Regions from separate parts of the Homo sapiens genome. Here region 2 is linked to region 1. A link is an interaction called in ENCODE POLR2A ChIA-PET data of the cell type or tissue named here. Cell type or tissue: PC-9. All regions are shown on one strand. Each heading gives the region's core, and the rest is flanking DNA. Links, peaks and the distances in the headings are about the cores only. Region 1 has its middle 80 kb from the start of MIR365B. Region 2 has its middle 56 kb from the start of COPRS.

What was found. ChIA-PET counts read pairs that join two places held together with the same protein. Peaks named below come from ENCODE experiments on the same cell type or tissue, not always from the same donor. Only the 100,000 strongest peaks of a DNase experiment are listed, where the experiment ranks them.
Region 2: POLR2A ChIA-PET joins it to region 1 with 6 read pairs; 5 of 35 experiments call an interaction of 5 or more read pairs at or near these places.

Annotation. Positions count from the first base shown.
Region 1 is chr17:31,652,611-31,657,985 of GRCh38, reverse strand. No RefSeq gene overlaps it. Among named protein-coding and RNA genes, the nearest start is that of MIR365B, 80 kb to the right of the region's middle. In PC-9, for the core only: no CTCF peak of the experiment used is centred there; a DNase peak (open chromatin) is centred at 2,825; H3K27ac peaks cover 569 bases.
Region 2 is chr17:31,800,763-31,806,137 of GRCh38, reverse strand. No RefSeq gene overlaps it. Among named protein-coding and RNA genes, the nearest start is that of COPRS, 56 kb to the left of the region's middle. RefSeq lists an enhancer at 3,234-3,528 and a silencer at 5,037-5,230. In PC-9, for the core only: no CTCF peak of the experiment used is centred there; no DNase peak of the experiment used is centred there.

The DNA of each region.
Region 1 (5,375 bases), core at 54-5,053:
TGACAGGGCCCGGCTCCCCCTGGCCTGCCCTGACTCTAGAGTGAAGGGTAGCTCCTTGCCTCTCCAAGACCCAGAGCGGGGGGAATTCCTCAAATATAGAAGGGGATCTATATGTTGTATAAAGTCATCTCAAACATTGAATTAACAAATACTGAAGTATTGCTCCTAGGGGGAAATACAGGCTTAGGTCCCACAAGCCTCTGGTCACAACATTTTCATCAACTGGTCAACAGATAACATTGTTTTCTGCATGTTTCCAGTTTTGTTTTGTTTGTTGTTGTTGTTGTTTGAGACAGAATCTCGCTCTGTCACCCAGGCTGCAGTGCAGTGACGCCATCTCGGCTCACTGCAACCTTGGTCTCCCAGGGTTCAAGCACAATTCTCATGCTTCAGCCTCCTGAGTAGCTGGAGCTACAGGTGTACACCACCGTTCCTGGCTAATTTTTGTATTTTTAGTAGAGATGAGGTTTTGTCATGTTGGCCAGGCTGGTCTTGAACTCCTGACCCCAAGTGATCCCCCTGCCTCGGCCTCCCAAAGTGCTGGGATTACAGGCATGAGCCACTGTGCCCAGCTGCATGTTTCTGTTTAGAGACACCTTATAGCAATATATATTGTTGATTCATTAGCATTGAACTCACGGGCTACAGCAGTATACCCCATGACTGAATGGAGCAGATCTCACTCATGCATTTTTCTTTGTAAGGAACGTCAGTGTCTTCCTGTGCTCAGGAATGCTAGACAGCACTTCAGCACCAGGCTTGGGGGTCACCAGCAAAAGGCACAAAAATGCAGAAATCGTGTCACTAAATTGACTGTGAAAAGGTCACTTGCTTGCAGTATGAAAGCTGAGATGAGAAGATGGTGTCACCTTGTTCAAACTCAGCTGGTAATGTCTGTGGCGCGTGACTCAAATATTTTGCCTCTCTTCACATGTCCACGAATGACTGTGAAAGTGCCGCAAGCATCGATTCGAGGGTTGTAAATAAATTCTAGCAGGTAGGCAAATTTGAAAATATGGAATCTGTGAATAACGAGAATTGACTATATCTCTGTCTATATATACACATACACATATATCAATATAACTTTATTATGTATACATTTTCCCTATATATTTCCATGACTATAAGTCATATTACTGTGAGGTTTCTCACCCAATGAGGGTTCCCGCTTTCACAGGCAAGTGGAACATCTACCAGAACAACAACAGCCAATGCAATAATGTCCAGTTAGATTTTTATTTGCACTTATAGCAAGACAATAAGCTGGAGAGCAAGGTGTTGTGGAGAGCAAGGAGTTTTTCTCCGTCCCTTTGGCCTCCGGCCAGAGCAATACATTTGCACAGGTCCCTGCCCTGCCCAGAATGCTTGCTGAGCCCTAAGAGAGGGCCAGGCAAAGTCTCCCACTCTCAGGGACAGAAAACATGCAAAACAGAGAAAAATGTCAAGAATTACCTAGTGGGCTAGGTGCAGTGGCTCACACCTGTAATCCCTGTAATCCTGTAATCAGCACTTTGGGAGGCCAAGGTGGGTGGATCACCTGAGGTCAGGAGTTCGAGACCAGCCTGGCCAACATGGAGAAACCCCGTCTCTACTAAAAATAAAACAATTAGCCAGGAGTGGTGGCGGGTGCCTGTAATCCCAGCTACTCAGGAGGCTGAGGCAGGAGAATCACTTGAACCTAGGAGGCAGAGGTTGCAGTGACCCGAGATAGTGCCACTGCACTCTAGCCTGGGTGACAAGAGTGAAACTCTGTCTCAAAAAAAAAAAAAAAAAAAGGAAAGAAAGAATGACACAGTGAAAGGAAAGAAAAAATGGATTTTGCAGCCAAGAGAAAAAGCCTCTTGTTGAAGGAAATCAGATTACTGAATAAGTGAATGAATAAATGTGCAATTCCAAAAGAGAGTCACTGGAAGTCAGGGAGCTGTCCCCACAGAGGGGCTGACTAGGAAGGGATTGGAAGCCTTGCTCCTCTCCAGGACCATCAGGCCAGAGGCGGGGTGGGGAAGATGGGAGGGTGTGTTGGCTTTGGAGTCTACACAAATATTTCCACTGGGCTTATTAGCTCATTTGGTTGTGACAACAGCTCCTACGAAGTAGGAAAGTCAGCGACCGTTATTCTGATGATTTGACAACTAAATGGGTGTTCAAATTCACCCCAAATCCTGTGGCTAGTAAAATACCCAAGCCAGGACTGAGGATTTTCTTTTTTTCTTTTTTTTTTTTCCCGAGATGGAGTCTTGCTCTGTCACCCAGGCTGGAGTGCAACGGCACGATCTCGGCTCACTGCAACCGCTGCTTCCTGGGTTCAAGTGATTCTCATGCCTCAGCCTCCCCAGTAGCTGGGACTACAGGTGCACCACCACGCCTGGCTAATTTGTTTGTATTTTTAGTAAAGGTGGGGTTTCACCAAGTTGGCCAGGCTGGTCTCGAACTCCTCAAGTCAGGGTTTTTCCGATGCAGCAGGCTGTCTCTTGGTTTAGAAGCAAGGAGGAATACACAGAATTGCGGCATCCATGTAGTATATTTTCCACATATACTATATGATTTCAGAGGCAGTGTGATGATTCCTACTGACCGGCATTCCTATTGACAAGATCGGGAAGCAGGCTCAGAGGGGTGCCGCACCATGCCCAAGAGACCAGTGCCTGTGTTAAGGGCATTCCCAGAAGCTGGGAGAGCCCTCAAGGAGTCCGTGTTCTTCTTGGGTAAAGCTGAGCCAGGGGCACACAGACTGGCTGGATGGCTGGGGAAGAGCAGGCCCTTAGCGCCTACAGTCAGGCTGGTCTGACTGGAAGTGTCACGTCACTCTGCCCTGAAGGCTCTGTGGTTCACCCTGGGTTCTGACACATCCTGCCTGACACCTTGCCCCACTGCAGGGCTTGGTTGGCCAAGCCTGCTGCGCTGAGCTCCGGGACTTATAAGGTGGTACAGTCTGTCACCCCTGGCTGCTGCTGGGCCCTGCTGCTCTTTGCAGTCGCAGCCTGGGAGCCACCGGGGCAAGGACTTTGAGTGCTGTACGGTGTGTGCATGAGTGTGTCCTGATCACACAGTTGCCTCAGCAGGGATTTTTAAAAATCATTGTTCTTAAAAGTCCATGACAGGAGGCTGAGCGCTGTGGCTCACGCCTGTAATCCCAGCACTTTGGGAGGCCGAGGCGGGCGGATCACGAGGTGAGGAGATCGAGACCATCCTGGCTAACATGGTGAAACCCCGTCTCTACTAAAAAATACAAAAAATTAGCCGGGCGCGGTGGCGGGCGCCTGTAGTCCCAGTTACTCGGGAGGCTGAGGCAGGAGAATGGCGTGAACTGGGGAGGCGGAGGTTGCAGTGAGCCGAGATCACGCCACTGCACTCCAGCCTGGGCGAAAGAGCGAGACTCAAGTCTCAAAAAAAAAAAAAAAAAAAAGTCCATGACAGGAACAAACTCATATTGAGCCCCTACTGGGCACCTGGCTTTGGCAACACAAAGACGTGGTCCCTGCCTTCGAGGAGTTTAGTTTCTCGATTGGGAGACTGCTGGCTCAGGGGGTACTTAGAAATGCCTGGGGTATCCAGGATGTCCCAGTGACTGAAGGCACTGCTGAGTGTGAGCGAGTGGGGCCAGGGATGTTAAATACCCCGTAACATGTGGGATACTCCTTCATAACGAAGACACAGCCTGCCTCAGACACCACCAGCACCCTCGCTGAGAAACACTGGCAGGAGATAAGTTTGGTCCTCCAGGTCATCTCTTAGAGAAGTCCAGCATTGTCACCTCAGTTTGCAGATGTAGACCCTGAGGCTCAGGAGTTTAACGTACTAGAACCAAAACTGGCAGTAACAGACTCCAGAGTCCATGTTCTTCCTCGGTCTTCGAGGCTGCTCTTCCAAACCTGCAGGGAAAATGGGGAGATGGCTGTGCCAGCCTCTTCAGGGACTCACTGGGCTGTTGGGTGAACAAGCCTGAGAGAGCCACTCCCCAAACAAACAGAAGAAAGAAGAAAGGGCTTCTGGAAACTTGGGAAGGCTCTGGGATGAAACGGTCTGGGAGAGGCAAGGGGGCAGGCGAAGAGCAGAGGGAGGGAGGAAATGAGGGAAATTGGTGTCTTTGGACAGTTTCCAAGTTTCTCAAAGCGCAGTTCTTAAGGAGTCTTGGTGGAGCTCACTGGGGCAGATGGGAGTCCCTGTAGTCCACCCACCCCGTAACAGCCCATTTCCAAAAGAACAACAGAAAGGATCAGATTTTGTTCCACACTGACCCCTCTCCTAGGGAGCCTTGGAGAACCGCTGCCTTAACGATTTTGGCTGCTGTTCCTGGTTCCAGGATACGGAGAGGGGAGAGGGGAGAGTGGAAGGGCCGCCAACCCCTGCTCCACTGAGCGGCCCTGTCCTGGGAGGACTAGCACATCTCCCTCCGGGTGCCCTGGCTTCCCCCAGAGCATAAATATGAATAGCACGTAAAAGCACTGTTTTAGTCCAGTAGGGTTGGGGAGCTTACAAACAACAAAAATTTATTTCTCACAGTTCTGGAGGCTAGGGAGTTTAAGACCTGGCGCCTATTTCATAGATGGCAACTTTTAGCTGTGTTCTCACATGGTGGAAGGGGTGAGGGGTCTCTTGATATAATTTGGATGTTTTTCTACTGCAAATCGCATGTTGAAATGTGAAAGCTAGTGTTGGAGGTGGGGGCTCAGGGAAGGTGTTTGGGTCATTCCCTCATGAATGGCTTGGTGCCCTCTCCTTGGTGATGAATGAGTTCCCACTGTTCACACGAGAACTCGTTATTTAAAGGAGCCTGGCACCTTCTTCTCCTCTCTCTCTCTCTCTCCCCCCACCCCCTTGCCCTTTCTCTTGCCATGTGACACACCTGCTCCCCCTCCACCTTCCTCCATGAGAAAAAGCTTCCTGAGGCCTCACCAGGAGCTGAGTGGTGTTGGTGCCATGCTTGTACAGCCTGCAGAGCTGCGACCCAAATAAACCTGTTTTCTTTGAAAATTACCCAGCCTCAGGTCTTCCTTTATAGCAACACAAAATGGACTAACACATCCCCTTTATGAGGACTCTCATCTCATGACCTAATCACCTTCTAGAGGCTCCCCCTCCTAATACCATCATCTAGGGAGTCAGCATTTCAACAAATTTTGGGGAGACACAAACATCAGATCACAGAAAGTACTTAGGTTGAAGACCTTGAACCTTATCCACCCCCCAGACTTTGCATCAAACAGTGTGTTCTGAGTGGAGCTGCCTCCCTGTGGGACTGATGGAAGTATAGAATGCAGTGGACACACACTGTGATGAAAATGAGGCTCCAGGACCCGCCATTATGAGCTGTGTGACATTGGGCAGAGGATGGAGGTTCATTCTTTCATGCTCTTCTTTCTTTTTTTTTT
Region 2 (5,375 bases), core at 273-5,272, 150 kb before region 1:
CATCACCACACCTGGCTAATTTTGCTTATTTTTTGTAGACATGAGGTCTCACTATATTGCCCAGGCTGGTCTTGAACTCCTGGCCTCAAGTGCTACCCACTTCCCCCGCAACCACCCCTTTCCACCTTGGCCTCCCAAAGTGTTGGGATTACAGGTGTGAGCTACCACACCTGGCTTCCTGGTTCTGACAATAAAGGACCTATCTTAGGCTGCGGGAAGCATTTTCACCCTGAGAGCAGCCTGATGTTTGAGGTTGTGGCTGTGACTTCTGCAGGTGCCTGCTGAGAGGCAGGGCTCCCCGCTCCTCCTTCTGTCAGTTCCCTGGGGCTTGTATCTACAGCCACAGAGACCACAGCCCTGGCCATTCTCCTGGAAGGCCCATTTACTTCCCTGATACAAAAGTCCCCACACTCCCTCCTCCCTTCCATGCCCCAGTTGGCCCAAGAGCTTATCTCAGCTTAGGTTGGGGCTGCTTCACTTGGCTGCCCATTCACTAATGCCCTGGCTGCATGCCTGACCACTTAAGTCAGACCAGGAGCTAACAAGGTGCAGCCCGGCCAGGCGAGGTGGCTCACGCCTGTAATCCCAGCATTTTGGGAGGCCAAGGTGGGCGGATCACGAGGTCAGGAGATCGAGAGCATCCTGGCTAACAAGGTGAAACCCCGTCTCTACTAAAAATACAAAAAATTAGCCGGGCGTGGTGGCAGGCGTCTGTAGTCCCAGCTACTCCGGAGGCTGAGGCAGGAGAATGGCGTGAACTCAGGAGGCGGAGCTTGCAGTGAGCCAAGATCACGCCACTGCACTCTAGCGTGGGCGACAGAGTGAGACTCGGACTCAAAAACAAACAAACAAAACAAGGTGCAGCCCAGGCTGAGAATCGCTGGCTTAGCCAAACCTGTTCCCCTGACGGAAGGAGAAATGAAAGCAGCTCACGCTATAAACATGGCATCAGGCCCATTTCATTGGCGACACCACTGCCCTGAGGACAGGGGGTTCCCGCTCATCTTGTTCCAATCTGCAGTGCCTGCCATAGTTACTTCCATGGAGTAGAGGCACACAGTCTTGTTCTCAGTAAAATAATATTGATTTTTTAATTAAATTAAATTAATTATTTTTGAGATGGAGTTTTGCTCTTGTTGCCCAGGCTGGAGTACAATGGTGAGATCTGGGCTCACCGCAACCTCTACCTCTTGGGTTCAGGTGATTCTCCTGCCTCAGCCTCCCAAGTAGCTGGGATTATGGGCATGCACCACCACAGCCGGCTAATTTTGTATTTTTAGTAGAGACAGGGTTTCACCATGTTGGTCAGGCTGGTCTCGAACTTCCAACCTCAGGTGATCCGCCCAACCTCGGCCTCCCAAGGTGTTGGGATTACAGGCGTGAGCTACCGCATCCAGACTATATTGATTTTTAAAATACAGGTCCACTGTATTTAGTCCTCCTCACACTCCCACCCAAACCTTCAGATGAGCCAAAGGCTTGGAATTTGGGGTTGAAAAAAATAGGATCAAGATCTGTCTTTGATAGCAAATGGCAATGTTCCTTCACTCATATGAGGCTGAGATTTTCCATCTGAAAATGGGAATAGAACTGTTGCTGATTGATTCTCCTTTAGTGGGGGCCTGGAAATGTGCGAAGACTTGACATTCATCAAATCCAATTCTCTCCACAGCCGTGGAATGACTATTTACTTTATTTGCACGTGTTTTTTTCTCATTATAACATCATACTCTAAGGTGGGAGGCCTGTTGCCAGGGCTACCAGATGTAGGGCATTATGCCATTTTAGTTTTTAGTTTTAGCATTTTAGTCCTATGCCTATTTGGTTAAATTTCTCTGTGTTTCAGGCTATTCTAGGCTTCTCACTTTGTGGTCACAAAAAATAAATATGTTGAACTTTCTCTCTTATTTTCTCTGTTTCTTTAGTTTTCTATAGTTTCTTCTGGATCTTTACCTTGAATTTGCTAACTTCACACTCTATTTCTGTTGACTTATTCCGAGAGCCTCCCCTCCCCAAGTATAACAAATGAATTGCTGCTTCTGAGCAATACCGGCACCCAACACCTACCTCCAGGTTGCAGTGAGGAGTAACACATAATGGGTGGAAGCACCAGGCACACTAAATACTCACACAAATGAGCTGTGATTACGTAAACAACAGTCCTCCTGTGTGGTGTGAGCTATGATAGCAGGAAGTACAAAGTACGCTGAAAATGCTCAGTAAACTGAGAAAGGTTAAACAGTGACTGGTCATTACTACTGTGGGTCTGAGGATCCTATGTCTCTGCCTAATGCCTTTATTTACTTATTCACCAACAGTGATTGATATCAGCCATGGCTGTTTGTCACACAGCTGTCCAATGTCTTTTTTTGTTTGTTTGTAGTTAACTTCAAAATTTTCTTCGTGGTAAAACACACATAACAAAATATAGCGTTTTAACCACCCTTTTTTTTTTTTTTTGAGATAGGATCTCACTCTGTCACCCAGGCTGGAGTGCAGTAGTGCGACGACGGCTCAGTGCAGCCTTGACCTCCCTGGTCCCAGGTGATCCTCCTGCCTCAGCCTCGTGAGTAGCTGGAACTACAGGCAGCTGCCACCACACTTCGCTAATTTTTTGTATTTTCTTTTTTTTTTGAGATAGAGTTTTGCTCTGTTGCCCAGGCTGGAGTGCAGTGGCGCGATCTTGGCTCATTGCAACCTCTGCCTTCCAGGTTCAAGCTTTTCTCCCCGAGTTGCTGGGACCACAGGCACGTGCCACCATGCCTGGATACTTTTTTTTTTTTTTTTTTGTATTTTTAGTAGAGACGGGGTTTCACCGTGTTAGCCAGGATGGTCTCGATCTCCTGACCTCGTGATCTGCCCGCCTCAGCCTCCCAAAGTGCTGGGATTACAGGCATGAGCCACCGCACCCCGCCACGCCTGGCTAATTTTTCGTATTTTTAGTAGAGACAGGGTTTCACCATGTTGGCCAGACTGGTCTTGAAGTCCTGACCTCAGGTGATCCACCCGCATTGGCCTCACAAAGTGCTGGGATTACAGGCATAAGCCACCGCGCCCAGCCTAATTTTTTGTAGAGACAGGGGTCACCATGTTGCCCAGGCTGATCTCGAATTCCTGGGCTCAAGCGGGATCCTCCTGCCTCAGCCTCCCAAAGTGCTGGGATTTCAGGAGTGAGCCACCATGCCTGACCTTTCTTAACCATTTTGAAGTGGTATTACATACAGTCACACTGTTTTGCTACCATCACCACCATGAACTTTTCTTAACCTTGAAATGCCCTTTTGAATTGTCTTTCTGTTTCCAGGGAAGTTCCTCTTATGTCTTATGAGGAAGTCAGAACTCAAGTTCCCAGCCTGCCCTGGGTCTGGGACATAGACCTGGGCCAGGCTCCACCAATCAGATGCGTCCATACTGACACTGGTTCAAGTGGGAGCCCCAGGGAGAAACAGGCTGTGGCTGGAGCAGCCATGTTTGCTGGTGTGGATGGCAACAAGGGTGCCCAGCTTTTGGTGGTGACTGCCGGTGGTAGCAAGTTCATGTTCCTGGTGCTGACATGAAATCAGTGCTGGCTACAGTAGTGATTGCAGCAGGACCAGGTTTCTGGCACTTAGGACTTGCCTTCAGTGACAGTTTCCTTATCAAACCATGGGTGTTACTCTCTGAATGTTTCATCTCCAGTCTGCTCTTAAATACATTTCTTTTTTTGCTTAACCAGCTAGGCAGTAAAACCATGCCAGTCCTTTTCATCAGAAGGACTGCTGAGAACAGAGAAACCAGGTTTGTTTAGATCCTCCTGCTGTTGGATGCTGTTGGCAGAGCCACATTGCTCTTGAGCCCTCTTCTAATGAACTTGTCAAGCCCCAGCTCTTTCCTTGTCTCTCCTTGACTTCAGTCCAGATGGGGAGGGCTCTGGGATGCAATTAGCTCCCCCTTATTTTTGGGGTCCTTGGGAGAGAAGTCATTTTCAGAAACTGGTGCCAGGAGAAGGGAGCCCTGGTGCCTGGCCTGTGTGGATGTTGGCTCCTGGTTATTTTCTTCTTCATCCACAGAATGTTTGCGTGGACACAAGGCTTACCATGAGCCACTCGCTTTTCTTTTCTGTTAAAGCTTTCTGCTGGCTTTTCAATATTGTTTCTCTGTTGAGAGGCACATTGGAGGATGGGAGGCAGGTTTTTCTCTTTCTGTTGGGAGGTACCGAGAAAAAACATCATTCAAGATTCCCCAGAGTTCCTTTCTGATCCGTGAGGTCCCGAATACCCTTGTGCCTCAGCTTTCCCTCTGCAGGAGTGGGCTTGGTTTCCAGGTTCATGCATCACATGATTATTGAGCCCCTTTTTTCTGCTAGGATCATTCTGGAGACACAAATATGAGTAACAGGTTTGGCCTTCAGAACTCATAGCCTAGTGGAAGTGGGCAAACAGATCCAAGCCTCAGCTAGTAGCTACTGAAAAAGCTTATTTAATATTCATATTGCCCTTTAAGCCTCATCTTGTTTCTCCTCTCCTCTCTGAGTATTTCTGGGATTCTCTAGAGGATGCTTATGTGTTCAGCTGTTCCGTCCTGGTTGTCACTTGCCACCCCTGCCATCCTAAACAGAATATGTCAGTGGGCATGTCATAGAGCCCAGCTGACCTCTGCCCAGTTGGTCTCTCTCCCACTTCTGCAGATAAATGGAGGAGATGAGTTTCTTTCCCTTTTAGGTGAAAACTTGCAGCCCCAGTCTTGTATATTCTGGGACGACTTCTTCCCAGGATGATCGAGAGTGGGAATGTCTACTCCCCGTATGGGAACACACCCTCCTTGGTGTGTTTTTGCACTCAAAGCACAACATGATTATACCTCAAGACTCAGTGATCCAGCCTCAGTCTCAGCGGCCTCATCTTGAATAGCATCTTGGGGACGTTAATGGTGCGGTCTGGGCAGCACTGCACTGAAGTGTGGCTCAGGTTCTTTCTATAGGCTCTTCTCCAGCTCTTGGTAAAAACTAGGCCTGCCTCAGATTCTCATCTCCTGTGGGTGTTACCTACGTAAGACTATACATTTTCCTAAGTGGAAGAAATTGTTTTCTAGCACAGGACAGTCCAAAGCCATGCCTACTCCAAGAAGCATTTTCTACTTACACAGATAACCTTCCCTGGCACCTTGTGGACTCATTTGGTTCCCAGGAGCCCAGCTGTCTCCACTATCTCCATAGCTACAGGAACATTTGCTTTACATCTTCACAAGAAAGAGTCACACAGAGTGGATTTTTCCTAAAATAAAAGGCTATCTTCTCCCAGGGGTTAATTCAACACTTGTAAAAGAGAGGCCTGCTTGAAGCTTTGAAAATATAGGCTCTTTCTCACTCCTAGACCTATTGAGGTCTGAAGGATCTT